Regions from separate parts of the Homo sapiens genome. Here all the other regions are linked to region 4. Evidence: chromatin loops called from intact Hi-C (ENCODE). Cell type or tissue: HCT116. All regions are shown on one strand. Region 1 has its middle 140 kb from the start of RUNX2-AS1. Region 2 has its middle 190 kb from the start of MIR4642. Region 3 has its middle 160 kb from the start of MIR4642. Region 4 has its middle 40 kb from the start of MIR4642. Region 5 has its middle 210 kb from the start of MIR4642. Region 6 overlaps CLIC5 (chloride intracellular channel 5). Region 7 overlaps RUNX2 (RUNX family transcription factor 2).

The links. Hi-C counts contacts between places; a loop is a spot of excess contacts. Peaks named below come from ENCODE experiments on the same cell type or tissue, not always from the same donor. Only the 100,000 strongest peaks of a DNase experiment are listed, where the experiment ranks them.
Region 1: it touches region 4 in a loop (3.0-fold over the local background); 71 of 110 quality-filtered maps call a loop at or near these places.
Region 2: a loop joins it to region 4, with 4 times the contacts of the local background. A loop is called at or near these places in 47 of 110 quality-filtered maps.
Region 3: it touches region 4 in a loop (2.8-fold over the local background); 12 of 110 quality-filtered maps call a loop at or near these places.
Region 5: a loop joins it to region 4, with 15 times the contacts of the local background. A loop is called at or near these places in 80 of 110 quality-filtered maps.
Region 6: it touches region 4 in a loop (12-fold over the local background); 61 of 110 quality-filtered maps call a loop at or near these places.
Region 7: it touches region 4 in a loop (2.8-fold over the local background); 12 of 110 quality-filtered maps call a loop at or near these places.

Annotation. Positions count from the first base shown.
Region 1 is chr6:45,712,434-45,716,433 of GRCh38, reverse strand. No RefSeq gene overlaps it. Among named protein-coding and RNA genes, the nearest start is that of RUNX2-AS1, 140 kb to the right of the region's middle. RefSeq lists a silencer at 1,408-1,702. In HCT116, a CTCF peak has its summit at 1,514; a DNase peak (open chromatin) is centred at 1,523.
Region 2 is chr6:44,628,325-44,632,324 of GRCh38, reverse strand. No RefSeq gene overlaps it. Among named protein-coding and RNA genes, the nearest start is that of MIR4642, 190 kb to the right of the region's middle. RefSeq lists enhancers at 670-1,289, 1,912-2,532. In HCT116, a CTCF peak has its summit at 1,731 (motif pointing left); a DNase peak (open chromatin) is centred at 1,714.
Region 3 is chr6:44,591,280-44,595,279 of GRCh38, reverse strand. No RefSeq gene overlaps it. Among named protein-coding and RNA genes, the nearest start is that of MIR4642, 160 kb to the right of the region's middle. In HCT116, a CTCF peak has its summit at 1,642 (motif pointing left); a DNase peak (open chromatin) is centred at 1,599.
Region 4 is chr6:44,473,797-44,477,796 of GRCh38, reverse strand. No RefSeq gene overlaps it. Among named protein-coding and RNA genes, the nearest start is that of MIR4642, 40 kb to the right of the region's middle. RefSeq lists an enhancer at 1,828-2,358. In HCT116, a CTCF peak has its summit at 1,929 (motif pointing left); a DNase peak (open chromatin) is centred at 1,926; H3K27ac peaks cover 306 bases.
Region 5 is chr6:44,643,132-44,647,131 of GRCh38, reverse strand. No RefSeq gene overlaps it. Among named protein-coding and RNA genes, the nearest start is that of MIR4642, 210 kb to the right of the region's middle. RefSeq lists an enhancer at 3,270-4,000. In HCT116, a CTCF peak has its summit at 1,660; no DNase peak of the experiment used is centred here.
Region 6 is chr6:45,921,417-45,925,416 of GRCh38, reverse strand. All of the region lies in intron 4 of CLIC5 (chloride intracellular channel 5), which reads left to right. Among named protein-coding and RNA genes, the nearest start is that of CLIC5, 92 kb to the left of the region's middle. RefSeq lists an enhancer at 962-1,111. In HCT116, a CTCF peak has its summit at 2,442 (motif pointing right); a DNase peak (open chromatin) is centred at 2,486.
Region 7 is chr6:45,437,036-45,441,035 of GRCh38, reverse strand. It overlaps RUNX2 (RUNX family transcription factor 2), which reads right to left. Exons shown (of 9, transcript NM_001024630.4): 5 at 2,985-3,089. Among named protein-coding and RNA genes, the nearest start is that of SUPT3H, 61 kb to the right of the region's middle. In HCT116, no CTCF peak of the experiment used is centred here; a DNase peak (open chromatin) is centred at 1,765.

The DNA of each region.
Region 1 (4,000 bases), 1.2 Mb before region 4:
TCCTAACCTGGGTCCCTGAGCCCCCTAAATGTCCTAGCAGGCCATAACGGGAGTCCTAGAGGTATTCTTCGTATTTTTAAAGCCATTCATAAGCATATGAGTGTGCTACACATGAGACCAGACAGGCTAATTATGCCTCAGGTGCTTTGCTTTTGGATGGAATTATATCCACTCACTGTGTTCATTCTAGTTAGCTGGTGTTAAAGATTCTGATTACAAGTTTGTCATTTTAAATGTCAACAATTCCTCTTTCAGTAAATGTTGCTTGTGTCATAGACAGGCTTTTTTGTCTAAAAAAGAATCAATAGAGGAAAAATAATAAAAGGGCTCCTTTGAGGCAAAGAGGTGGAGAACCAAATCACCTCCCCATTTTACAGATGAAGACATGGAGTCCCAAGTGTTTCCCAAATTCATGCGGCTACTCTGGGGCAGAAGCAAGAGTTTAGCCTTGGTGTTTTTCCTCCTGCTCCAGCACTGCTTGTACAAGCTGTTCTGCCACATCCCAGGTTCTGTCCTCTGCTCGCAGCCCTGCCAATTATCAAGCAGCACCTAATAAGAAAACTACTGTCTCATTGGCCAAGTGATGTATATATGTCAACAAGTCTTTCCTAGAACTGTCCTGTCCATCAAGTAGCCACTAGACACATGTAACTATTTAAATTTAAATTAATTACAATTAAATACAATTCAAAATTCAGTTCCTCAGTCACCCTAGCCACATTTCAAGGACTCAGAAGTCACATGTGGCTGGTGGCTACATATTAGACAGTGCAGACATGGCTCATTTCCACCATTGTGGAAATTTCTACTGGGCAGACTGCTGTAGATGCACTTGACTCTAATAGGGAAGGCCCCAGCCCTGTGACTGGGGAAGACATGAAGGTGCTTCTCATGGTATCAGGCTCCCTGCCTGGACTTATGGTCTATGGATCACCAATGACCTGGGGCCAGACCATTTCTGACCCCATTCCCTGGGGTCAGTTGCAACTGCAGTAAGTCCACCCAGGTCAGAGAAGGAGATCTTGCAAGAGAAACAATCAGAAGGATCACCTTCTCCTTAGACAAGCCCTGTGGTTTCCATGACCAGAAACCACGTTCAAGGTTCAATCACTCTGAATATACATGTCACTCTGTCACATGAGAAAGAGCACTAAAGGGGAGTCGGGAGAGGTGGGGTTCCAGCATAAGTGTTGCCTTTTACCAGCTGTGTGCCTCCAGCAAGGCCCCCCTCTCTGGCCCTCAATCCCACACTAGGTAAACAACCCAATCTTCTGGAGTCCTAAAATTCCACACTGACCCCATCATCATTTCATTCCTCTCTCTCTGGTGTCTTATCTTTCTTGGATGTGTGTGCATTTACAGAATGTTTCATCTTAATCAAGGAAATAATAGAGAAGGGAGGGGAAATTGCCTTGGCGACTCCAAAGTGTGTGTTAACATAGAGAAAGAGCTCTGAAAACCTTCTAGGGCAGCAGAGGCTGTAAGGGTGCTGTTTTCCATGCAAGAATCCAGTAGAGGGGGATGTTGCATAGAGGCGAATTCCTAACAGCCTTTGCCTTCAGCTTGTCATTGTTAGTGCCCAAGCTCAGAGGGGAGGAAATGTCTTTTTCGTCCTTGCGGGACCTCACATCTACTCTCTGTGTACCAGGACTCAATAAGTCTCTAAAAGCCTCTGGATGGACACAGGAAAGCCGCTGGTGTTCTTTCTGTGCATTTAACCCTAATGAATTTTCCCTTCCCATTTCCAAATTACAAAATCAAAGCTATTTTCTCAGGTGCCATATTTAGCAGCTGTCAGAAGTTGGAATCTGGCAAGATCAACAACTTTTGAATAGCTCAAAATTCGCTAAAGTCCCAGATGGGTTTTCCCCTTCTCTGCCCTCCCGCTCCCTTCTCAGAGCCAGCTTTCAGAGTCCACCTCGGGCGCCTGAGACCCAAGCAGTGTGCCTCTTTCAGTAAAGCATGGTTTTAAGGAAATAAAAACACATTTCCCTTTCACATGCCTCATTGCCTTATTTTCCCTCTCATTTTGACAAAATGGGGCTCTGCAGTCCTCCTCCTCAGATGAAGGCTGATTAGCAGCCACGGTCACTAATCTCTCACCATCTTCTTCTAAAAATGAGACTCACCCAGCCTCAGCACAACAACTAAGAGCAAAAGGTTCATCGGAATTTCCAACTCCTGTGATTTCTCCCTTTGGTTCTTCAGAGATAACGGTGAGAGTGAAAGATGTAGAGATGAGAGTAAGACACGCAGAGAAGCCCTGGCTATGAGCGCCCATAGTGGGCGTGGGGCAGCAGCCCTTGAAACTTCACAGTGAGATTCCACAGAAGGGATCTTTCCCTTGTAAATGTCCCACTTACGGCTTAAAGTTCAAGAAGGTAGGCCTGGATCCAGCCTCACCAGCCTGACCCTATGCCAGGCTTTCTGCAGCACTGGGAGGGAAGGGTGGAGAATGCTGAAGACAGAGATCTCCGGCAGTCACACCTTTCATGGAAAACAGAGACACCTGTCTTGATAGGTGAAGCTGTGGATGGTGGCTCAGCTGCTGTCTCAAAGAAAATGTCTGTGATAGGTGGAGGGAGATTTTGTTCCCCAAGGTTGGTTCTCCAAGCTGAATAGACAAAGGTGCAAGAAACAGGGAAATTCTCAAGCAAAATAAGTTGTATTTGCCGGAAAGTCTATCTGAGTGAGAATTCTCAAAATATTTTCTAAAGCTCCGAACTGTTTGGAGAACGTAGCCACAGTATATACAGAAATAAATGCCCCATTTTCATTAGAAGAGCCTGTGTGTATAAAGGGACGCATCCAGGCTTTGGGGCCAGACATTGGTTCAAATCCCAACCCTGTCACCTTCTACTCAGATAACCTCAGACAAGTCACCTAGAACCACTGAACCTCCGTTTTCTCATCTCTAAAATGTAATGGCACCTACTTTTACAGACTTATTGCAAGGAATAAATAAGATAATCTATGTAAAAGCACTCAGGGACCAGGTGAGGTGGCTCACCCCTATAATCCCAGCACTTTGGGTGGCCAAGGTGGGCAGATTACCTGAGGTCAGGAGTTCAAGACCAGCCTGGCTAACATTATGAAACCCCGTCTTTACTAAAAATACAAAAATTAGCCGGGCATGATGGCGGGTGCCTGTGATCCCAGCTACTCGGGAGGCTGAGGTGGAAGAATCACTTGAACCTGGGAGGCGGAGGTTGCAGTGAGCCGAGATCGCGCCACTGCACTCCAGCCTGGGTGACAGAACGAGACTCCATCTCAGAAAAAAAAGCAAGCACTCAGCACCATGCCTGGCATATAGTCAGCACTCGCCAGATGTTAACTGCTATCATTACATTGCTAATAAAATAATACCACAACATTCTTCTGAGTGTAGAGGTACAGACATACAAGAAAATCCTCTCTTTCTACAAGAAATTTCCTCAGGATTATAATTCTGATGCCTGTATGACTTAAGACTAACCCACAAGAAAATGTCATGGGGGACTGTGATACATACTTCCTAAAATTTGTTTCCTGTTCTACCCAACAGCCCTTGTGTTTTTGGAGTTCTAAAACTGAAGCCATGTGGTCAGTATAAATGGCAGAGTATTAATCAACTGAAAATAAATATTTCTGAGATCCAAGGGCAATAAAACCCTGTGGAAGCACCCACCCCCTACCCATTACTCAAATTCAGACACAAAGAGACTGCGTCTGTCTTCATCCTCACCATGATGACCCTTCATTTCAAGCAATGGAATATTTACAGCATCATAGTGGAGCTTGGGGTACAAGTGGGGCATGGTGCTGATAGCCCTGTGTTCGGTGGGACACTGCCCTGGTGGTGGCAACTGGTGCATGCTTCAGTTCTCCTCCTTGATCCTCAGCCACGCTCAAGTCGGTGTTTGCTGCGCAACTCAGCGTCGCTGCTGCCCCTGCTAATGAGAATTACATTGTCATGTAATAAGTACCTTCCTTGAGTCCATGAAAATAAAAAAAAAGTCTT
Region 2 (4,000 bases), 150 kb before region 4:
CTTACTTTCTGTAAGACACATCACAGCCTTCTCTGGCGCAGGAACACAGACAGCTCATCAGTGCTATGTTTAGGGGCCATTTTAAACAGTGAAGTCACCAACGAAAAGCACAAAAATGTGAAAAATGTGGCACTAAATAGACCACAGAAAGAACTCTTATTTACAGTTTGAGAGCTGGAACAGAAAGCAGAGCTTCACCTTGTTTGTCCCCAGCTGGAAATGCACCCACCGGTTAGGTGACTCAAATGTTTCGCTACTCTGCCCATGTCCGAGAATGACTGCAAAAGCACCACATGTGCTGATTTGGGGGTTACAAATACATTTTTGTGAGTAGCCAAATTTGCAAGTACAGAATTATCAAATAATGAGGATCAACTGTACATTTATGCATGTGAGACATATATATATATATACACACACACAGTTTCTATACTTAATAAAAATATGTATAATGTTTGCCCTTGACCATGCACGGAGCTGCCTCCAAAGTTGTCTTTTGGGCAGCATGCAGAGGGTCTCTAACCAATGCCTCTGACAGGCAGACATGGTCGAAATGTTCATTTTTACATGAGTGAGTCAACTTTTCAACAGGACCTCCATAGGGCAGAGACAGCAGCAAAGCAGAGAACATGTTAAGCCTTCCTCACACAGCGTCCTATCATCCAATGGCTGACTTCTTGGGTGTCTATGAACACTTTCTGCAAAGCCACATGGCCATCTGTGAGGCACGAAAATGCTGGCAACACACACAGGCCAGCCAGAGGCATATGATGAAGAGCTTGCCTCTCCTCACTACGGCGTCCTTTTCTTCATTTATACCACTCATTAATTCACACCATTCATTCGCGCAGCCAATGCATTCATTCTCCTCCCGCATTCTCTCCATCAATCCTTAACCAGGGCAGGTTTGAGAGGCACGGTGGCTTCTCTGCTTTGTTCTTCCCTTCCCTGGCACCACAGCCTTCCAAGGCTGAGTTGGAGCCATGACCATTATTTGAACAGCTTGATGGGAATTAGTTCCTGAATGGATACCCGACTGGCCACGTCACAGGAGTCCGCTGGCATGGAGTGAGCAATTTGAGTGGGATCCTGGCCAGTGGATGGTATGAACCCCCAACTCTCCACTCCCCTTCCCAACCTTCTCCCAGAGCTGCCAGCCCCACCCAGGGGCCAGGCATGGCTGGACGGGAAAGAGCACCAGACAGGGTGGGGTGAAGGGAGCCTGCAAGGCTGCCGGAGAGAGGGTTTTGTGCTCCAGGCAATATTGTTTCCAGGTTGAAATGCCACTTTTAGCTCTTCTTCTAAAATGAAAAATATAAATTCAGCACCACACATAGCACCAAATTATGCACATTCATCTATACTGTCTAACAGGTTTTTAATATCTTAGGCTTACCTCCACCTAGCTTCTCAAGAGTGCTGTGAGTTGAATGGCATCTTCCTACCACCCCCACCCTCCTATGGAGCTTATAGAATAGGTAAAAGGGACAGAGGAAAGATCAGAACCGCTCATCAGGTACAGTTGGAACTGAGCTCAAGGCAATAAAACAGGAAAAGAGACACACCCAGACCCACATTAAATTAACTCTCATCCTGATCTGAAGGCATCAGAAGAATACTCAGACCATGGAGGTAAGGATGTGGGTCCGTTCCTCCCAGCAAGCTGGACCCGCCCCGGCCCCCGCCCGAGCTTGGGGCTCATACAAAGCTCTGTTGCCATCTTGTGGTCAGCAGGGGTGAGCTTCTGAGCTCTGGCAACTTCAGGCTTTTCTCAGCGGGCTCCTGAGGGCTCTGGGGAACACAGCCCTTCCCTAGGCTGCTAGACATGTCTCCTGGGAGGCTGGGCCCTGTGTAGCTGCAGCAGAGTCTTCTCTGGGCCCCTGTCCCTCTGTCAAACTTCAGGTTTGTCCTGGCCTCACCATCCAACCCCCTATGATCCCTTCCAGCTCTTACATGCTATGTATGTAGTCACTATTTTGTTTAAGGCACTGTAGGGGACCAGGAGCAGCTTCTCCCCGCAGGGCACTGGGCATGGAATGTGCTCTGAACGGGCCTGAGTGGGGAGGAACCCCATGGCCCTTCCTCAGGGCATTTCCCAGTTCCTCCATCTTAGTGAGCAAGAGGGCCCGCAGAGGAAAATGGCTTTTTGTGCCTTGCCTCCATTACATTAAGACAGAATACAGCCTTTCCACATGTGGCCAGAGGGCCCAGGCACAGAAGGCCTGGAAGAGGGGAGAGAAAGAGAGAGAGAGAGAGAGAGGGAGGGAGGGAGGGAGGGAGAGAGAGAGAGAGGGAGGGAGGGAGGGAGAGAGAAAGAGATGCATGTGCTGCATGTGTGTTTCTGGGCTTGCATGTTTCTCTGTCTTTTTCCATACTAGAAGAGACAGGCTGCAGACAAGACCTGTAGAAGGAGGGAGGGGGACAGAGGAGCTCCTGGGCTGCCGGCCTCAGAGGAAGCTGAAGTGCTGCCTTATCTTCGTGAAAAGTGAGGCCAGGCCTTGGGAAATGATCAGTTCCGCTTCCCAAGGGCTCCCTCCGGACTGAAATCGGCAGCCTCAAGGCCGAGGTTTCAGCTCCAGGTGAAACTTGCATTGTCTGTGACAGCAGAGTACAGAAACCCACCGTGTCTCCCCAGCACCCCAGCAGACCCTGTTCCTTCTAGAATACCCCTGCTCACCCACCCCTCTGGTCTGCCCCTGGCCTGGAGGACAGGCTCCAACCCCATCCTCTCCCTTCCTGTCTCAGGCTCCAGCCAGGCAGGCTTCACCCCTCTGACTGTCCCTGACCAGCTGCCCCAGGGCTCCTGGAGAGACCTGGCACACAAGCTCAGGTGGGCTTCGATATGTGCTCCCTTTCAGATCTAGGAAGCCCAGCCCCAATGTGTCAAGCGGGGCAGTGATTGATAACCCCGGGAAAATTTGTTTTTCTTATTTTCCAGAGGAAATGTTGCCAAGACCAACCTAGAACAGGGTGAGATGGGAGGAGAGGGAGAGGGTACCAAGGGGCTGGAGTTGTCATCATTCCTCTCTGGGGGAAAACAAGCCCAATCTGGCTAGCCTAGCTGGTCTCTAGGAGCACTGAAAATAGTACATGAAATTTCTCCTTGTGAAGGATAAGGCAGGATTGCTATGTCCATTTTACAGAGGAGAAAACTGAGGCACGAGATATTTATAGGCATATATTTTATACATACATATATATGTCTATTTTGCCTTGCTACCGTTCCATCATCTTCCATGATCCCCAACAGCTCTGAGAGGCAGAAAGGCCAGGCTGACAGTGTCTCAGCCCACAAAAGAGGCTCTGCTACAACAGGGCTCCCTTGTTTCTGGCTGGAAAAGCTGTTAGTTGCTTGACTGCTTTCATTTCCAACCCACCTTCCCCCACTTTCCTAGCAGAGTCCAGTCTGGGCCTGGGCCTGACCCTCCTATGTGACACCTGTGCCTCGTGGGAATCCAATCCCAGCAGTTAGAGTCACTCAAACCTCCTTGCTTGGGTGGGGTTCAGAACTCTGGGCAAGCCAAGGGCAGAAGATGTTAGCCTAGTGGCTCCAATTGTCCAGTTCGTGGCTTCAGTTGACCCATTCAGACCAAAAGGAAAATGTTTTCCTCTCTTTCTCCCTGGACGTGACCAAAGAAGCAACTGCCTGAGTTGCTGCCAGCAGCTATCTTGCAGCCATGAGGGAAGTCAGCCTAAGGACAAAGAACTAGAAGGGGGCAGAGCAGACAAGGTCACAGGAAAACAGAATTGGCACCCTGATCAAACCCTACCTGAAGCCCTAACTCTGGGCTACTTTGAGATGATCTAATGCACTCCTTACGATTTTAGTCAGTTAGTATTGACTTTTCTCTTTCTTGTATCTAAAAGCATCCTAATGGGCACATTTGGATGGATGCACCTTTCCCCACTTCTGCTGTAAGAATTCCCTTTGCCTTCCTCCAGCCCCTGTCAGAGCCAAGTCAGCACACATTAAACGGGCCAGGGCAGACTAAATGTGTCC
Region 3 (4,000 bases), 120 kb before region 4:
GACCAGGTTTCACCAAGAACCAGGTCAGCAGGACAATGGTGTAGGGACCAGAGTCAGAGAGATTGGCTGGGTCTCTTTGACCTTCAACTCCCTTGACGCAGTGGCCATAGTCGCTTGGCATTTGTGTAGGACTGTGAGGTCCTGCGGGGCTGTAAGACACCTTGTTTCATTATCCCTTCCCCACAAAACTCCAAGTGACTCCCATTAGGTGCAGGCTTTAGTCAGAACCCAGCCAGGGGAGCCAGGACAAATTGGGGACAGGGCAGGTCCTTCCTTAGGCTGTCCCTCTGTCTGCCAAGGGCACTTTCCCATTTGGAGGCCAAGAGTGTAGGTGAGAAACAAGAAACCAACATGTCAAACAGATACAGCAGAGAAAGTCCAGGCAAATTCTGTCCCCCACCCCCTCCCAGCTTCAGTCCTCACAGCCCCTCCTTCCCAGAATAGCCTTGGAGGAAAGAGATGGGTGGGGAAGGCAGCTTTCCCTCCTCCTAGGGCTGCAGCTGCTGGCTGGCCCCAGGACGGCAGCTGCTAGGGGCTGCTTCCTCTCCTGTGGACGGGGTGGTTTCTGTCAGTGAGTGTGGGAGGACTGCCCTCCCTCCACATCTCAGGTGACCTCTCTGACCTCCTGTGGCCCAGACCACCTGAGCCCTGCGGCCCTCTGCAGACCCTTTTCCTCTAACAGCCGAATGAATGAAATGGCTCCAGGCTCATCCTAGAGGAATGTGGAAAATGTTGCTTTGTTCCTAAGTTCCAGAGACTCCTGGGAGGTGTCCATCCTCAGGGCTTCCCTCCCAGGGCTACCCTCCCGGGGCTGTGGTCTTCTTTTGGGACCCCTCATGTGACTCCCCCAGCTCCTCCTCCCTTCCTCAGCCTACCTCGAATCCCTGCCTGCCATGGGTGGCAGATGAACGTGAAAAGATACCAGCCCAGGATGCAACAGGAACCAACACCACATCCAGTATGAGCCCTCGCTGCTCCAGAGGGGCTGAATGCCAATACACACACACACTCACACTCACACTCGGTCACACAACACTCAAAGGAGTCTTTATTTATTTATTTATTTAATTTATTTATTTAAAGATGGGGTCTTGCTCTATCACCCAGGCTGCAGTGCAGTGGCATGATCATAGCCCTTTGCAGTCTTGAACTCCCAGTCTCAAGCGATCTTCCTGCCTCAGCCTCTTGAGTCGCTGGGACTACAGGCGCGCACCACCACACCTGGCTGATTTTTTATTTTTTGTAGAGACAGGGTTTCGATATGTTGCCCAGGCTAGTCTTGAACTCTTGGCCTCAAGCAATCCTTCCAGCTTGGTCTCCCGAGTAGCTGGGATGCAGAGGAGTTTCCTGTGGGCTGTCCTTCCCCTTAGGCCTGGCTGCATCTGTTCTTCCTGTCAGAGCTACATCTCCACGACCACATCTTCTGTCCTTTCTAAGATTTCTTACCCCCTATCCTCTTACATGCCAAGGGAAGATTCCAAATTCCTGGGTTTGGGGGAGGGTTTTGTTTGTTTTTTAATTACCTAGAATGATAGCTCTCTCACACATCACAAAGAGGCAGACTAGCATGACGGTTACCAGTACACAGACCCCTGAGCCAGACTGGAGGGCTTTATATCTCAACTCTGCCACCTGCTGGCCATATGACTTTGAACAGGTTACTTAACCTCTTTTGAGTCTCAGTTTCCTTATCTATAAAATCAAGGTAATGATATTACCTACCCCACAGGGCAACCACCCTTTGAGGATTAAATGATATAATGCACGTAAGCCACCATAATAGGCTGGACAGTGGTCCCCCCCAAAAGATATGCCCACATACTAATCTCTAGGACCTGTGAACATGAACTTATTTGGAAAATGGGTCTTTGCAGATGAAGTTAAGGATATTGAAATGAGATCATCTTGGACTGTCTGAGTGGTCCCTAAATCCAGTGACAAGTGTCTTTATGAGAGACATACAGAGAAAGCCATGTGAAGACAGAGGCAGAAGGCTGGGCACAGTGGCTCACGCCTGTATCCCAGCACTTTGGGAGGCTGAGGCAGGAGGGTCACTTGAGGCCAGGAGTTTGAGACCAGCTTGGCTAACGTGCCAAAACCCCATCTCTACTAAAAATACAAAAATTAGCCAGGCATGGTGATGTGCACCTGTTGTACTGTTACTTGGGAGGCTGAGGCAGGAGAATCACTTGAACTCGGGAGGTGAAGGTTGCAGCGAGCTGGGATCGAGACACTGCACTCCAGCCTGGGTGACGGAGTGAGTCTTTGTCTCAAAAAAAAAAAAGAGAGAGAGAGAGAGAGAGATAGAGATTGGAGTGATGCAGCCATGAGATAAGGAACACCTGGAGCCAAGCTGAGAAAAACCTTCCACTTTTCCCTTAGAGCTCCGGTGGAAGAATGGCCTTCGGGTCGGACAATGGCCTGCCCACACTTGAGTTGGGCTCCCACCCTCCAGAAATGTGAAGAATAAATGTTTTAAGCCACCCAGTGTGTGGTAATTTGCTGTGGTAGCCCCAGGAAACTAACACAATTACTCCAACAGTGCTTGGCACATAGTAAATGTTCAATAAATGTTAGTAACCTTTATTATTGGCCCTAACTGTTATTGGACCTAATTGTTATCTGAACCTAACTTTTCATTAAAAGTAATAATGACGGGGAAAAGAAAAACCCATCAACTGTTTTGCTAAACTGAAGGGACATCTTCCCAGGTCTCACCCTTAGCAATATAAAGACACCTCCTAAAGCTTTGAAATTACATTGTTTTCAGAGCAAATCCTTAGATTGGGCTCCCTCCCTCACTCCCCAGGGGTTGGGCAGGATCTTCCTTCCTGTCACATGTCCAGAACCCTCCAGTCCATTTTTTGGTCTAGAGGCTGGACTGTTGGTCTGGGTGGGGTCTGATGAATTTTATTTTCCCCATCCCTTTATTTTCCCCATGCTCCAGCTGAATGAGGGGACTTGCTATCTCCTCTGCATCCTCTAATGCCTTCCTGTCTCCCTGCTGCATCCACAGGGTTTCTGGAGCCTGATATTGCCCCTAATATTTCCATGTGCTCCAATGTTACCCACGTTTTAAGGCCCAGCACAGATTCTGTCCCTCTATGAACCCTACAGAAGAGAGAATACAAACTCTCCTGCCTTCTCCTGCCTCTCTTTGGGCACTTACATCTTTCTAGTACAAGGTCAGTCTTCTATTCTATGTTGATACCAGCAAATCACTCCTCAATAGCTCTGTCTCCAAAATAAGGCTAATCATTTCTTCTGCTGTGAAAGGGGTGTGAGAAAAGCTGATATGTGCCTAGAATCCCACTTATAGAGGAATGCCTGCAACTTCCACACAGTTTTAACTGAGAAAGTTCACATAACTGCAAAGCATCTTAACATTATTTCTCAAAGTTATCTTATATGCACAATCTCATCTGAAGCATTTAACAACATTATGGAGAAGGCAGGCAGGGATTATTGACCGTCTTTAACAGACTAGAAAACTAAGTCCTAGAAAGATAAATATTCAACTAATATTTACTGAGCACGTTCTATGTGACGGGTATCGAACCCAGCACAATCACATTATGTTTTCTCAGGAGCTCTTTGAGTTAGGTAGTTAAAAGTATCAGAATCTAGAACACTAAATCCACTGTGAGTGTAGAACAAAAGTCACAAAACCCAGGTTTGGAGATGATCCCCTGTGGGTATTTTCATGAGTAAGTGCTTGGGCCTCAGTTTTCTTACTAATGAAATTGGATTTATAGTTGTAGCTGGTTTCTCTTGCAGGTTTTGTTTTGTTTTGTTTTCCTGCTAGGAGGCCCATGATCTTGGGATTGTTTTTCATGGGTGATGATATCATAACTGCCCCTGCCCCTTGCCCATGCAGGCCTGGGAGAAGAGTAGAGATGGAAACCTGAACTGTCATTCCATCTCAGTCACCTATGAGCTATGTGACTTTGAGCAACTCTCAGTTTTCTCACCTATGAAATGGGAATTCAGTCTCTCCTAT
Region 4 (4,000 bases):
GCATCACCCAGGTCTCAGGTACCTCCTGCTTCCCGCCTGCAAAAGAGTTATCAGTCCTTGATACAAACAGCCTCTGCTGGCAGGACCATCATGTACAGTTGTGCAGTTTATGCACTGCACAAATGTGTCCAGCTAAGAGGGTTAGCGGGGACTGAACTCCACTTGCAAAGCTGTGCTGCTGAAGGCTGTGCCCATCCAGAGAGGGCTCTTTTTCCTAATTCTCCCTGTCAAGGGAGCAGCAGCCTTGCCCAGCAGACATGTGCAGATCCTAGGAGGAGGCATTTGGTGCCTTGACCAGCCGTCTTGATAAGCTTGTCACTCATCCTCGCTGCAGTGACTTGCAGAAAGGCCTGTCTGCTGCTGGGCTGGTTGCTTTCTTCCACAGGCCCTGGAGGGCTGGGGCTTCTCTCTGTAATAGTAGCCCTGAGCACAGCATCTAGCCTGCCAGCTGCCTGGCTGCTACAAGAGCTGATTTTACCCAATGAATTGAGGACCTGGCGAATTCTTTCATTTTGGCTTCCATGCTTAGGCTGAATGTCCATCCAGCATCTGTCAGAAGCTGACACCATTTCATGGCCCCCTGTGGAAGTGGCCGATGCTGTCCCTGGCCACCTGGCAAAGGGGGCCTGGGTGAACTTCCACCAGCATCTGCTTCTGCCTACATAGCCCCCACCCCGGCCAGCCAGACACCGCCAGGTCCTCGGCTCACCAGGCTTAGGGGTTTGGTTCTTGTCCTAAAAGATATTTTAGATAAGCGTCTGGGCTGTGGAGGAGGCACGTGCAGGTATCGGGACCTTCTTGGCGGTGGTATCTCCCTTCCAGGCCCTGTCAGCCTGGCTGTGCCCCCTCGGCCTGGCCCAGTGTGTGCTTTTCTGCTACCTGTGCTCTGACCATGGGGTCCTAAAAGTCCCCACACCCTTGTTTCTGATGCGCTGCTCCCCTCAGACCTCCATGCCCTCAAGGGACTCCTGGGCTGCTGCCCCAGTTCAGGCGACCACCACAGCACACAGCATAATTGTCCATGCCCGTGGCCCACAGCTGCCTACCATTTGGGCATCACGGATTCACGCCTGTGAATGCCACTTCTCATCTCTCAACCTCAGAGGCATCCAGGAGAAACAGCACAGGTCAGGTGGTCCTAAATTCAAATGTCCACTCTTCCCTCCCCATCCAGAGAGTTTGGGCAGCTTGTTTAGCCTTTTCCAACCTTAGTTTCTCTTTACAATGGGGAGACAACACGACCAACAATGTGCGTTAGGCAAAGTGATGTCTGAAAAGTGGCTGGTACCTGGCCCGAATGACCAACTCGTTGGGTTGCCCAGGATTTTCTGAGTTTAGCACCAAAGCTGTGCATCCAGGAACTCCTCAGTGATGAGCAAACTAGAACAGCTGGTCCGCCTACAGCCCCACACACGGGAGCCGCTTCCTCTTCACCCACCACTCAGAGGAGCAACTGACAACCTGGAGCAAGACCATCCGCGAAGCCTTCGGAGTGAGGAGAGGCGGCCAGGAAGGAGGATTCACCGTGCCAGACCCAGGCTGGGCCTCGCTTTGTAACACCTACCAACACCCCTTCAAGTTGCCCCATGCCCCTGCAGAAGTATGAAGTCCATAGGGCTGTGGGCCCCACAGCTCCCAGGGCAAAGCCCGGCAGGCAGTGGGTGCCCAGGAGCCCCAGCTGCTGGGTGCTCCCACACGCCCTGGCCAGGCCAGTGAGGGGGGCGCAGCCCAGCAGGCCTCCATGGGGTCCTCTGGAGGGAAGGAGGAGAAGGGCTTTTACTCCTTTCCTTGGGCAGAAGTGCAGGTAAACAGGCTCCTAACCCTGCTGTAAGGTAAAGCCTGTGAAGCAGGAACAAAGCGGTTTGTTCCAGCTCACCGTGTCGCCACAGCCCGTGGCCGGCCGTCTCTGGGGCAGCAGTGACACCTGCTGGCCGCCGGATGCACCTTGCTCCAGATTCCCTGCGGGAGCCTCCTTGCCTGCAACCCTAAGGAAGCTCGGGGGACCTGGTCAGCCGCACAGGAGAGGCCAGTTCGCCCAACCCTGCAGCCCTGGGGGGCGTCGGCTACAGACAGGCAGCTGGCTGGAGATGCTGCTGGAGCTGCGGGCTCTGGGTCCTTGGGGAGGGGAGGACAAGTGGCCTCTGCATCTGTCCTCTTTGGAGCCTGGGCCCCGCACAGCCTTCAAGAACTTGGAGGAAGAGGGTTCCTGGACAGAGCTGAGGGTGCAGGGAGCTAGACCAGCTTGCAGTGGCAAGCACCCTCTCCTGGATTTACCTATTTCCTCCCCTAAATGCTCCAAGAACACATCGTTTCCCCCATAACACTTCTTGATTCTAAGAACAGTCACTTTCTCAGAATCTTCATTTTCTCTTTGTTTCAATCCTAGTACTAATAGCTGGTTTTCTCTTCAGTGCTTCCTCCAGAAGCAAATGTCTCTGCAGCTCATGAGCAGGATGGGACATGCCTGAAAGGTGGTACCATAAAAGTCTTATGGGGACAAGGGGACCCTGTCGTCAGCCACCTCCCTGGTAGCCAGCTGATCACTGCCCACACTCCAGCCTCAGACGAGCAGCTATTTAAAAACGAGGCCTCAGCAGAATCTCAGGCTCTCACATGCCTCAAAGTCCAAAGGTCTATGCTCTTCCTAGTAGACATCTGGGGAAATCGAGGCTGAGAGAAGCAGAACGGCTTGTCCCAGATCTGACAGCTGGCTCAGCCTCACCCTCTGTGCCTCCCACTGCTCTGTGCCTGCTTCAGGCTTCCAGAAGAAATCATGTATTGTGTTTGGGGATGCCTTGATATCAAGGAGAAAAACTGAATACAACATTAAATGTTTATCCATAGGGGGACTGATTACATGAATAATCTATACCCACCCACTGGAATGCTGTAAAATAGCACACTGGCCTTAGAATGGCCACTCCTCTGTTTATTTGGTGACTGTGAGCAGATTACTCACCCTCTCTGAGCCTCTGTTTCCTAATCAATAACGGGGTGATGCAGTAACATCCTTCTAAGGGTTTATCTGAGGCCCCCAGGACTTCATGACTTTACAGGATATTTATATATAATAACTCCTTTTTACACACACACACACACACACACACACACACAGATTACAAAACAATATATGTGCTTATTCTCAGTCAAGATTCTGAAAAACATGGGGTGAGGTGACTTGAAAAGAGTTTACTTATAGGGTTTAAGGAAATCAACAAGGGAAGAAGGGCCAGTAACCATCCGCAGGGCTGAAGGGTAAAGGGAAGAGGTCATTATGGGAATCCAGAGAGGGAAAATGTGTGAAGGGGCCACCTGACAGGAGCTACGACTCCCAGCAGAGGGCCGCCACTAGTCCCCTGACCATGAGGGCTGCTGCGACTAGTCCCCTGACCATGAGGGCTGCCGCCAGCCCTCTGACCCCAGGATCTGCCACCAGCCCTCTGACCCCGGGGTCTGCCACCAGCCCTCTGACACCAGGATCTGCCACCAGCCTTCTGACCACGGGGTCTGCCACCAGCCCTCTGACCCCGGGGTCTGCCACCAGCCCTCTGACCCCGGGGTCTGCCACCAGCCCTCTGACCCCAGGATCTGCCACCAGCCTTCTGACCACGGGGTCTGCCACCAGCCCTCTGACAACGGGGTCTGCCACCATCCCTCTGACAACGGAGTTTGCCACCATCCCTCTGACCACAAGGTCTGACCTGGCACAGAGGGAGCCAGCGACAGGAATATCCTAGCCACACCTCCTGTCCCTTGCAGAGGCTGAGCCCTTTGATGCAGTGCACACCGGTCAGCTTCTGCGCAGAGAGTACGGTGGAGGAGGCAGCCAGGGTACAGGCCCAGACAGCTTGTATGCATATGAGAATGTCCAAAAGAGACACCCCAACATATCCAACTGTGTTCATCTTGGGTTGGGGGCCAACTGCGGTTGCCAGGAGTAGGGGAAATGACACTTGGATCTTTTACTTCCTATTTCTCTATATTTGCATTTATAACAACT
Region 5 (4,000 bases), 170 kb before region 4:
ACAAAAATTAGCCAGGTGTGGTGGCATAAGCCTGGAGTCCCAGCTACTCAGGAGGCTAAGGTGGGAGGACTGCTTGAACCTGGGAGGCAGAGGTTGCAGTAGGCCAAGATCATGCCACTGCACTCCAGCCTGGGCAACAGAGTGAGAGCCTGTCTTTGAAAAAAAAAAAAAAAAAAAAAAGCAAAAAATGAGGCCAGGTATATAAATAATTGTAATTCTTCATTGGAGTTGTTCAGATTATCTTCGGGTGGCAGAAGAAGGAGTCGTGGAATTTTTATATTTATCAGAAGGTGAAATGGGTTACAAATCAGTGTGGAAGCTCAGACCCAGCTCAACCTTTGGGTTTGGGCAGGTGCAGGAACAGGGCTGGTATTGAGGGGATCTTGGTCGAGGTCACACCTAAGGTCCTCTCGAGGTGTCCTTCCAGCTAACTTGAAGCTGTGGGCTTCTCCAAGACTTCTCCCCACATGGTCTGGCTGGTCAAGGCAAGAATAACTCATAGTGGAAGAAGAGGTGAGTCAAAGACAAATAGTGTCCAGGAGTGGAGAGAGCAGACAGCCTGACCACAAGAAGGCCCCCCCGGGGCAGCTTCAGACTCCCACGCTCTGCCGGGAGAGCCTTCCTGGAAGCTGAAATCCTCTGGCCAGGAAATTTTTTGAAAAATAACTAAATGAACCACATGTGGACCTGGAACTCAGACTATCAAAGAGGAAGAGGAGGAGGGGTGAGAAAGATGGAGAAGAGGCTGGGATACACATACACTATCCACAGAGCAGCTCCTAGAAACCACAGTGGTGGACATGTCAATGGGAGCACACTCTCAAGCACAGGAGGGAACCCAGCCTGGCTACCTCCAACTAAGGGGGTCTTCCTCTGCCCAGCAGTCCTGTTGGGAGAAGGAGCAGGGAGACCCTTGGGTTTCTATGCCAGGCGAGAGAGGCTGAAGCCACCATGAACAGGCATGAGGAAAATCCTCGTGAGCTGACTGTTTCCAACAGCAGGCTATGCCAGGGGCTACAGGGGACATGGCAGACACAGTCCCTACCCTCAAGGAGCAACTGTCTTTTTTTTTTTTTTTTTTTTTTTTTTGAGACGGAGTCTCGCTCTGTCGCCCAGGCTGGAGTGCAGTGGCGGGATCTCGGCTCACTGCAAGCTCCGCCTCCCGGGTTCACGCCATTCTCCCGCCTCAGCCTCCCAAGTAGCTGGGACTACAGGCGCCCGCCACTACGCCCGGCTAATTTTTTGTATTTTTAGTAGAGACGGGGTTTCACCGTTTTAGCTGGGATGGTCTCGATCTCCTGACCTCGTGATCCGCCCGCCTCGGCCTCCCAAAGTGCTGGGATTACAGGCGTGAGCCACCGCGCCCGGCCGCAACTGTCTTTTTGAGGAGACAAGCCTGGTTTTGGAAGTAGCACAGTCTGGGGACCCAAAGCATGGACTGAAGCTCAGCTCAGCCATTTATGGGTTGTGTTAAGCACCTGCAAAGGTGTTATCATCATTATCCTCACATTGCAGATGAAGAAAAAGACCAGGAGAGATCCAAGAAACATTTCCAAAGAATAACTGGGGGTCGTGAAGAGTTGTCAGGACACAAGGAATGGAAAGAGGACAAAGAGGACCGTATGAGTAATTTTCTAAATGGACTGCAGAGGGCCCGCTCACCGTTGACACAAATCTGGTTGTGAAGGGAAAGACTCCTCTGCAAAAGAAGCAGCCCTCAGTCTCTTGGGACACTCTGAATGTCCTATCCAGCATCTTGGCGTTTGCACTCACCTTTACTTTTCAGACCAAGACCACCCAGAGGACACCCCCTGTTGGCGCCTGGGTGGGATGCTTGAGTGTCTGGGAAACCTGCCTGCTATCCCTATACCATCATTCCTTGGGAAGTTGCCCCAAGGCTGAATCTGCTGCGGAACCTGCAGCTTCAGCAGGGCTGTGTCCCCTTCCTCTGCTCCTGTCTCAGGAAGGAGGACCCAGATCTGTTCAGGATCTGAAGATTGTGCCCATCTTCTCATCCATCCTCTCTTCATCCCAGGAAGCCCAGCTTTGAAGACCCAAGATGACCCCAGGATACCACAGCCTCCAGGCTCATGCTAGAAAAGAAAATAACCCTCCATGTCTGTCAATCAGGAACATGCAGGAAGCCCTGGAGGCCCCAGGAAGTGCCAGGAGCAGCAGGTCTTGACAGAAATATCTGCACAAATAGCTCCCAGTGGGTTTGATCTGATGTTGCTGCTACAATTCCAGATCCTACAAAGGCCCTAAAGAGAGATGCAAGGTACAATGTCTCTCATGGGACAATTTTTAATTGGCAGAGCTGAGGGGAATAATTCCTTGTGTCTTTGCCCAATGCCATCTTTTTCTCTTTTGTTCTTAATTTTTTATCTCTGGCCCTGGTGAACATTTGTGGTAGAAGTTTCTAACAATAGCAACCACATCGGTGATCATGGCTACTAATTATTAAACACCTCCCTCTACAAACCAACTTCTGGGCTGGCTGCTTTACGGGTATTATTTCTAATCCAGACAATAACCATGCAAAGTGGGTGATATTCTTCCCATTTTACAGATGTGGAAATTCAGCAGAAACAACAGAATTCACATACAAAGACTTCTGATTCTGGAATTATCAAACACCGAATATAACTGTTTTCGATAAATGAAAGAGCATCTTTAAAATATGAGTAAAGGGTAAGCATATTTGTGAAAGAACAGAATGGAACTTCTAGAAAGTGAAAGTCTAGACATAAAATAAAATAAAAATTTAAAACTCAGGAGAGACAGCCCAGCACGGTGGCTCACGCCTGTAATCCCAGAACTTTGGGAGCCTGAGGCAGGTGGATCACCTGAGGTCAGAAGTTTGAGACCAGCCTTGTTAACATGGTAAAACCCATTTCTACTAAAAATACAAAAAATTAGCCAGGCGTGGTGGCAGGCACCTGTAATCCCAGCTATTCGAGAGGCTGAGGTAGGAGAATGGTGCGACCTGGGAGGCGGAGGTTGCAGTGAGCCAAGATCGCACCATTGCACCCCAGCCTGGGCAACGAGAGCAAAACTCCATCTCAAAAACAACAACAACAACAGCAACTCAGGAGAGACTTTGCGAACTGGAGGACAGAACTGGAGAAGTGATCTAGAATGTAGCCCAGAGAGATAAATAGATGGAAAATGTAAAAGAGATTAAAAGCCATGGAGAATAAAGTAAGATGGTCTGGTGTATAATCAGAGTTTCAAAAAGTGAGGGAAGAGGGAAAGGGCCTAAGGCAGTTTGAAGGCCTAATGGCTGAGAATTTCCTAGAACTGATGACTGCCACTAGTCCACAGATTAAGAATTTGAGCTGAGTCCTGAAGATGGAAAGCGTGGACTTTGGATGCTCACAATGTGGTATGTGAGAAGCAGTTTGTCTGCAGAGGGTGTTGGGAGGGCGGCACGCTAGGAACTGGCCTTCTGGGACAGAGAGCAGATCCAGAGCCTCCAGGGGGCTTTGGGGGAATGTGCACAGCACAAAGCTGAGCCCTGCCTCCCAGGGGAGGAACATCAGGAAAATTTGCCCTACCCCTGGATGACACAGCAAGAATAGCAGGTGGTTCTGTGGCGTCATTTGGAGACATTTCTGGGAAAGGGAGAGAAGGGATGTTAATATACCCATTGTATGGATTAGGGAATTGAAGCACAAACAACAGAGTTCCATAAAGAAAGTGACAGCAGCCCTGGGATCAGAGCTCTTTCCTCTGGTCCCCAGGGCAGGCCCCTCTGGGTAACTAACAGATTCTCCAGTTCACCTGTTTGGCAGTCAGCCAAAGCATGGATGGAGCCACTGGCATCATTTCCAGCCCTGATGGGATTTTCAGAAGCAAAAGCGAACAAAGGACATTGCCGTGTCGCACTCTCTCCCAGACCCAGGTCTGCATCCCTTCCCCACAGGCAAAGTCCTAATGACCTCCGGCTGTGTCAACCTGATGACTTAGACTCCACTGGGGCAGTGTTGTCACATCTGTG
Region 6 (4,000 bases), 1.4 Mb before region 4:
TGAGCCAGGGAGATGGAGTTTGCAGTGAGCTGAGATCGCACCATTGCATTCCAGCCTGGGTGACAGAGCGAGACTCTATCTCAAAAAAAAAAAAAAAAAGCGGAATAATGACATGTTGGCATGTTGGCAATACCTATGTATATTGGCAAATGTTGTGTTTGGCTGTTTGTAATAGAAGCCTGACTACAGTGGCTAAAGCAAACATGTATTTTATTAGCAAAACCTATATAGCATTTTACTATGAACCATGCCCTGTTCTAAGCACTCTTGATAAATGTTTACTTCTTAAGAGGAATTTGCTTTTCTCACATGACAAGAAGTCCAGAGAGTAGAGAGTTCCAGGCAAATGTAGTTGCTGAAAGAAGTCGAGAATTGAGCTGCTGCTTAGAGCTCCTAATTCTCCATCTTTCGTGTGTGACTTTCATTCTTGTTTCACAGGATGGTTGCTCCACCCCCAAACATCACATCCGCATTCCAGACAATGCCAGCCGCATCTATCTTATCTTTCCCAGAAGCCCATTGATTAATTTCTACCGATATCTCTTTAGCCAGAACTTGGTTATTTGGCCTTCTGTAGCTGAAATTCTGGGAATCTAGGAAGATGAGTATTTTTGATAGGGCACATTGCTACCCTGAAAATATATATATATATGGGCTCTGTCTTCTACTAGTAACAAATAAAAGGAGACTGAATTCTTGTATATTCAATTCTTATATATTCACTTTCAAGTTAAGGTGATATTTTTTCTCTCTCTGGTGAAAATACCTGTCCTAGCCATTGCCAAAAAGGACACACTATTTTAAATTCTCCTTTGGTGCTGGAAAAATCTGAGTCATTTACCCCCTACTAGATTTCAGGAAACAGAAGTATAAAATTGCACATTTAATTTGCTACACACTTCAAACTTTAGGAGATGCAAGACTCATGTAGTAAAAGCTGTGCAACTCAAACATCCAATGGGTAGCTTCTCCCCACAAACTGTAATTTTTGCTGGGGCACATTAGGGTATCCAGGGAACTGCTCTGAGCAAGGGGGAGGGAGGTCCAGGTGTACTTGTAGCATATCTGGGGAATTCTGTGTAAGTATCAGTCACCCCCAACCTTTAAGGTTGCCCCATTTCACATCTGTTATGATGAAGGCTTTCGGCTGGGGGACTGTGGTTCTGGCTGTAGAGTCAGAATGAAAGGAACAGCTGAATATCCCTGTTCATGTCAGCATTTCAGGGCAGAGGATGAGTCAAGCACGATGTTTACTGAGCAGAGCCAGAGGCAAGAGCCACTTTTTTCTTGCAGCTCTAAGAATTTTTTGTTGCTTTTTTTGTATGCTTTGTTTCTCATACATCAGCATCATCATGCGTTGCACATACACATTGTACATAACAACTGCTTACAGCATGCCGGGCACTGTACTAAGCCCTCTGCAGGTGATGACTCAATTATTGCTCCCAGCAACCCTCTAAGGTATGCCATGTTATGATCTCCACTTTGCAGAGAAGGAAACAAGCACCGGTTAAGCAACCTGCCCAAGCTAGTATGTGTCAGGGTCAGGACCCCAGCCCAGGCAGCTGGTCCCATGATCTGTGCTCTTGACTTGCGTATATTAACATTTAATATAATCCACTATTTAATATGTATGTAGTGCTGAATTAAACAAGAGTGTGTCATTTAGGAAATGGTGATCAAATCAGTTCACGATCCGATGAATACTCAATGAATGACTACCATGTGTATTTCCTTAAATATACTCAACACTTCCCACCTTCCCCATCAGGGTCCTCACCCAGCAATCCATGTGGGGAAAGGGGCACAAAGTTGGCCCACAGTGGGCACCGAATAGATGCCTGTTTAACAAATAAAAGAATGGGCAACTGGAAGAGAATTTGTAGGATATTCACAGAATCACCAAATCCAGTAATTATTTCAGTCTAGCATTGCAGTGGCACAGAGGCAGTTTTTAAGTTTGTGAATGGCTCTTATGTAAAAGATGTGGCTATTTGAGGATGAAACAAGACAAAATGTGGTGAATGTACTTCAGCCTAAGTGTTTTGGGGGAGGGAGAATTGAGAAAAATCTCTAGGTCTAAACGCTGGAACGGATGACTGATAAAGTTAGAATCTCTCTTAACCAGCTCATTCTAAGTGTGTGAGCATCCGCATTAAACCTAATCTATGGCCTGATACTTAAAAATAACCTGTTATAAAGTAACCATAAAAAAACTCACAGATTTCAGCCTGATTCATTTGGCCACATAAACTACAATCAGCATTAATAGCTTCCGTCAGCATTTATGCCGTACTTTCTATTAGCACGATGGGTTCTACAATCATTTATGAGTTTCTGGAAAGTCTAATAGAAAACACACGTACATGTTCTCTGTGGAAAATACACAATAGGTTTTTGGGGAGTTTTTTGTTTGTTTGTTTGTTTGCTCAGGGATAAGCCAGAAGGTGTCGCCACTGCCCCATGGCTAAAGTCTGGGCCGGGTTCCCTAACCAGAACTTCTCCCCTGATCACTCCTGAGCTCGCTAGCTCTGCAGCTTCCTCCCACATTCAGTCAGTCTCTCTCTCTCTCTCTCTCTCTATCTCTCTCTCTTTCTCTCTCTCTCTCTTCCTCCCTTCTCCTGTTGATAAATAAACATTCAGGCAGCTTACATGCTACAGATGAGTACACAAAAGGAAACTTAATTCGAAGACCTAAGTGATAATCTTTCTCTTCAAATCTACTGTGGCTTTTAAGAGGTTTAGAAAATTATTTGGATCTGGAGTCCCTACCTCCCTTCATACTTTAAGAAAATATTATACTAAAGGCATGCTAAAGTTGTCCTAAATGTTTACCATGCTGGTGTTTTAAACATAGCCAAATACTGGCCAAAGTCTCTTGCCTTTAAAAAAAATATGCATTTTGTTGTTGTACTAATACTTCTGAACATACGCCAAATATAAGGGTGATTTGTGGAGCTGTATTAAATAAAAAGATGCTTCTTTATAAGAATCCCCTATAGAGCTTGGGGAAGCAGCTATGTGGAGAATCTGTGTCTTCCTTAAGAAAGTTTCTGAATTCCTTGGAAATACATCAGAAAACACCCCATTCTCCCCACCACAGAGGAGGGTGGGCAACCAACAGTGTCCTATATCCCAACCCACCATAATTGTAAGACTTAAACGCTATCTTTCAAATAAAGAATCATTTACTGGCTTCTTACTGGAAAGAACTATAGGAGCTTGTCATTTAATTCATCCTCCCCTCTGAGGCTGAAATTCTTTCTAGAACAAACAAATAATACCCATGGCACCACGTGCTGCACACTCTCTGTAGCCCAGCTGACGCCACACGAGGGAACAGTGGGGAATCTGTTGAAGTTGCCATTGCATTTTGCTTTCTCATAAACCGCTGTTTGTCTTTCTGCCTTTCCTGTTTTTAGCAGTGCCTAGAAACGGAGGCCTGGGAATTGCCTCCCCCATGTGAGCCCCTGGGTTGTTCACACCCAGGGCCAATTTGACAACATCCTCCTCTCTGGCTATGAGGCCAAGTCCAGTGTTCTTGGTTCAGTGCCAAAGGTGGACATGAACTCTCTAAACTGTCAAACTAAGAAAATGTGACACACCCATGTGGCCTGGAGAGAGCAAAGCCAAACCCAAAGAGATGCTTCCAGGCAACTTTAGATCCCTAACATGTTAGGAAAGTCAAGAGCAAGCTTCATCCTGCAAGCTCTCCAGGATTCTCCTTGGACCTGGAACATGCTAGGATGTTCAGATAAACTTCACTTCAGACACTGAATTTCTGCCTTGAGCTATCTCTTCTCTCATCTTTCTCTCGGTGTCTTCTTCCCCTTCATCCTCTCATAAACCCAAGTTCTATAGCTGTAATAATAATAATAGCAGTTAACTTTAATCAAGTCTCACTCTGCACCAGACACTAGATGATGTGAACCTGTGAACAAGCATAACTGAGGATTCAAACCCAAATCTCTTATGGCAGAGTGAATGTGCTGCTCTGCTA
Region 7 (4,000 bases), 960 kb before region 4:
GCCCTTCTCTGTTAAGGATCAATAAAATAAGCCACTTTGAATAAGCAAGGGTTGACAAACTACAACTTGGCCCACCAATTATTTTTATAAGTAAAATTTTAGTGGAATACAGATCGAGTATCCTTAATCTGAAAATCCGAAATGCTCCAAAATCTGAAAGTTTTGAGCACCAATATGATGCCACAAGTAGAAAATTCCACACATAAGTACATAACACAAACTTTGTTTCTTCCACGAAATTATTTACATATTGTATAAAATTATCTTCAAACTGTGTGCATAAGGTGTATATGAAACATACATGAATTTCATGTTTAGATTTGGGTCTCATCACCAAGGTATCTCATTATATACGCAAATATTCCAAAAATTAAAAAAAAAAATTGAAATCCGAAACACTTCTGGTCCCAAGCATTTTGGATAAGGGATACTCAACCTGTATAGCCATGACCATGAATGTATGTATTTGCTTATGCTGCTTTTGAGCTACAATGGCAGAGTTGAGTGGTTGTGACAGAGACCACCATACGGCCCACAGAGTCTAAAGGATTTGCTATCTGGCACTCCGTAGAAAACGTGTGCCAGTCTGTGTTCTAGAGGATCTCCCATTTAACATTATATGCACCAACTAATCAAACTCCTATTATACTCACTGTTTAAGAAAATTGGAAATATTGTGCATTTCCCACACCTGGGAGTGTCAAAATTAAAGAACCATATTGAGAAGAGGGCTATGCTACAAATATTCAATGCCCAGGATGGCCAAGAACAGGGAGGAAAAAAATAATCCAGCACAGAATCCAGGTTATAGGATTCAGCTGTCGCTCAAAGCAGACCCATGCTTCTCTCCAGACACTGACTTCGTCAAGTCACCCTATGATGTCAGGAAAATGACCCCGCATTTTCACCGATATTTTCAGTTAATAAGAAATGTTACTCAGGCTTATCTAGGGCAGGTGGCCTACCACTTGCAGATCTGTATCTGCTTCCACCGCCCACCCTGGGCACCACACAAAGCTTGAACTCAGGTCCCACGTATACCACCTGGCCCCTCTACTCCTAACTCTCACTGCTTTCAGAGCACTTCTCTGCCTTTACAAGGCAATTCTCTGCCTTTATAAATTAGTCTATTGACTAATTTGGACAAAAACCTCTCTGAAATAAGGTACTGCTATGCACACTTGAAACAGAAGTGACTTTTCCAAAGCTACCCTGCCTTCTCACTTATTGTCATATCGTTCAGAACAGGGAGCACCTATCCTTCCCTCTTTCCTCTCCCAGCCATCAACTTTTGAGCATCAACTCTTGTGTGTATGTACACATATACACACACAAACATACACACACACATACACACACACACACACGCACACAAACACACGCAAATGGTTTTTCCAAGAACTGAGAAAAGCAGCTGAGATCAGCAGGAAATATCTTTAAGAGATAAGTATTAGCGGTGCTACATTTTAAAAACCAACTATCCTGCTATGTGCATTACTAAAATGGACGTCCTGCCTTTTCAGGAATTCCGGGGCTAGTCTGACCAAAAGTTAGAAGACATCTTCCATCATAAGGCATCATCCCCAACTTATGGCTATCCAGAAAAGGCAGGCAAAGCCCCAAACCAGGCAAAGCTCTGTTCTATTCACCTGCACTCCATAACCACTAGCCCTTAGGACTAGAGACTTGGTGCTTACACACATGTGTACAGCAATCACCTAACAGGACATTCCCAAACTGAACAGACAGGGCCAGCACTGACTCAACATTATGAACCTGGAAGAATGCCACACACATGAAAGGAGAAGAAAACAAAAACCTCAAAGACTTGCTTTTGAGGCAGGAAACCTCCCTAGTTCAGGCAAGCAGTCAGCCTTTGTGAAAAGAGACAGCAGCAAAAGGGACGGGACCCACCATATGCTCCCACTGCTAGGAAGGTATGCTGCTTGGGTAGAGGCAAAACTTTATGAGACCTTTTCTCTCATTTTAGGGGAAGAAAAGATATGCCACTCTCATGGTCTATGCAGGTTGATTGTTATAGAACAAGTACTTCTGCCAGCTATGCCTCCACCACAAACCAAACTGACCTCCCTAAATGCAGTGGTTAGGATTCCAATGTATTCACTCAGCAAAGGCAGAGTTCTATATGATGTTTCCATTGGCACACAATTGTTAATGGTTTATATATCAAATAATCTTTAATCTCTAAATATATTCAAATACCGCTATGCTGAGTTTGTTCAAAGCAGTTTTTTGGTGGGGGTGGGGGAAGCAAACCTCGGTCATTTTAGATTTAGAAGGAACATACATATTGGCCCAAGTAGATTATGTGCGCTACCTGAAACTGATTGCCGGTGAAACCTTCTGGATGTCCAGACAGACAAATAAACCAAGATGGATTTAAACGTGGTTTGACTCTATCTGTTAAAAGAAAACTACCTATAACAATTACTAGAGCATGACCAAACAACAGTGTTGTAACAATCAAGCAAGTTATCATTTGCAAATAAATTCTTTGTAATTAAGCAGTGTGCTCTTCATAAAGGGAATTGAGTGGGCGAGTTAAAAAGCTAAAACACATTCTTAGGCCATGGGAAACACATGCCAGTGCTTTTTGACTAAGCTCAAGATTTTTAAGTTTGCTCTTTTCTTCCTCAGCTCTCATGGGTCTATTCTGCCCCATTATGTTCAGTACATGAGCAAAATTTCTTAGCAAATAGTTAACAGTGACTGAATAATTATTCACTCATTTCCCAAAGCTACGGAGGCCTTAGTGATTGTGTGGCAAAGGTTAAAACCGTAGTTTTATTTTCTACTAACTCTGAAGTTTGACTAACTCTCCCTCACTAAAAAAAATATATGCAGATAGCAAAGTCCACAAAGACACTATGGACATGAAAGTGACACTAACTCATTTGGAATAAATTCCTCATAGGGTCTCTGGAAACTCTATTACTTTCTTCAATAAAAAGGGGAGTACTTACTTCTGGGTTCCCGAGGTCCATCTACTGTAACTTTAATTGCTCTGTGATAGGTAGCTACTTGGGGAGGATTTGTGAAGACGGTTATGGTCAAGGTGAAACTCTTGCCTGCAGATATAAAAGGGGAAAATATACAGTGAATATTAAAAAACAGTGTTGATGATTACACAGCAGCATAGATTTCCAAATTGCATTTAAGCATCTCTAAGGAGGCAATGAAACAAAGACAAGAGGCAGGACTCCTTCTTCTAAATTGGAAACCCTCCGATGACCACTTTAGGACATTTCCAAATTTGCTTAGAGTCAAGATCATCGTCCTCATTGTAGTGCTACACAGGAAGACTCCAATTCCAAAAAAGCTCCTCAGTAGCAACAGTTGTAATGAAAACAAAACCCTGGTCCACTTGAGGAAGGTTCTTTTTCTTTCAGTTTTCTCCAACATCAGGAACACATCCAAGCACAGACAATTTTAGAAGTCTTTATTTAGGGTTGGGTCATGACCTCACGAGAGAACAATAGTAAATCATTGTTGATTATGTTATTTACTTCACATAGCTTTAGCATTTCATTTGCTTAGCTGCACTACAATAAGAAGATAAAAGAGGAAAGTTCTTATGGGAATCATTTTAACAGGAGCCAGTGTCTCCTGTCCTGGCCGTAATGTGCCTGTGGTATGATGATTTCATCATTACTGGAACAAAGTTTTTCTCCTCCCTGTCCACCCCTCCCCTAACATACATCCTTGCTGTTAAATCTTGAAATAACCCCCTGACAGCGACTTACTTTTTGCTAAATGAACATGACATCTCTCAGTATAAACTCAAATTTTGCTTTTAGCAGAAGGTGTGCTTCATTGAAATATTACATCTGATGCTTCAAATTAATGAGCTAAAAGCGACGAATAAGAAGGGGAAAAGAGACAGGGAAAAGTTTGGTAGCATATTTGGATGTCTGTTTTCTCCAGAAGAAGATACCATTCTCTGTTGCACAGACTTACTAACAGTTGTAATCAGTTAGAT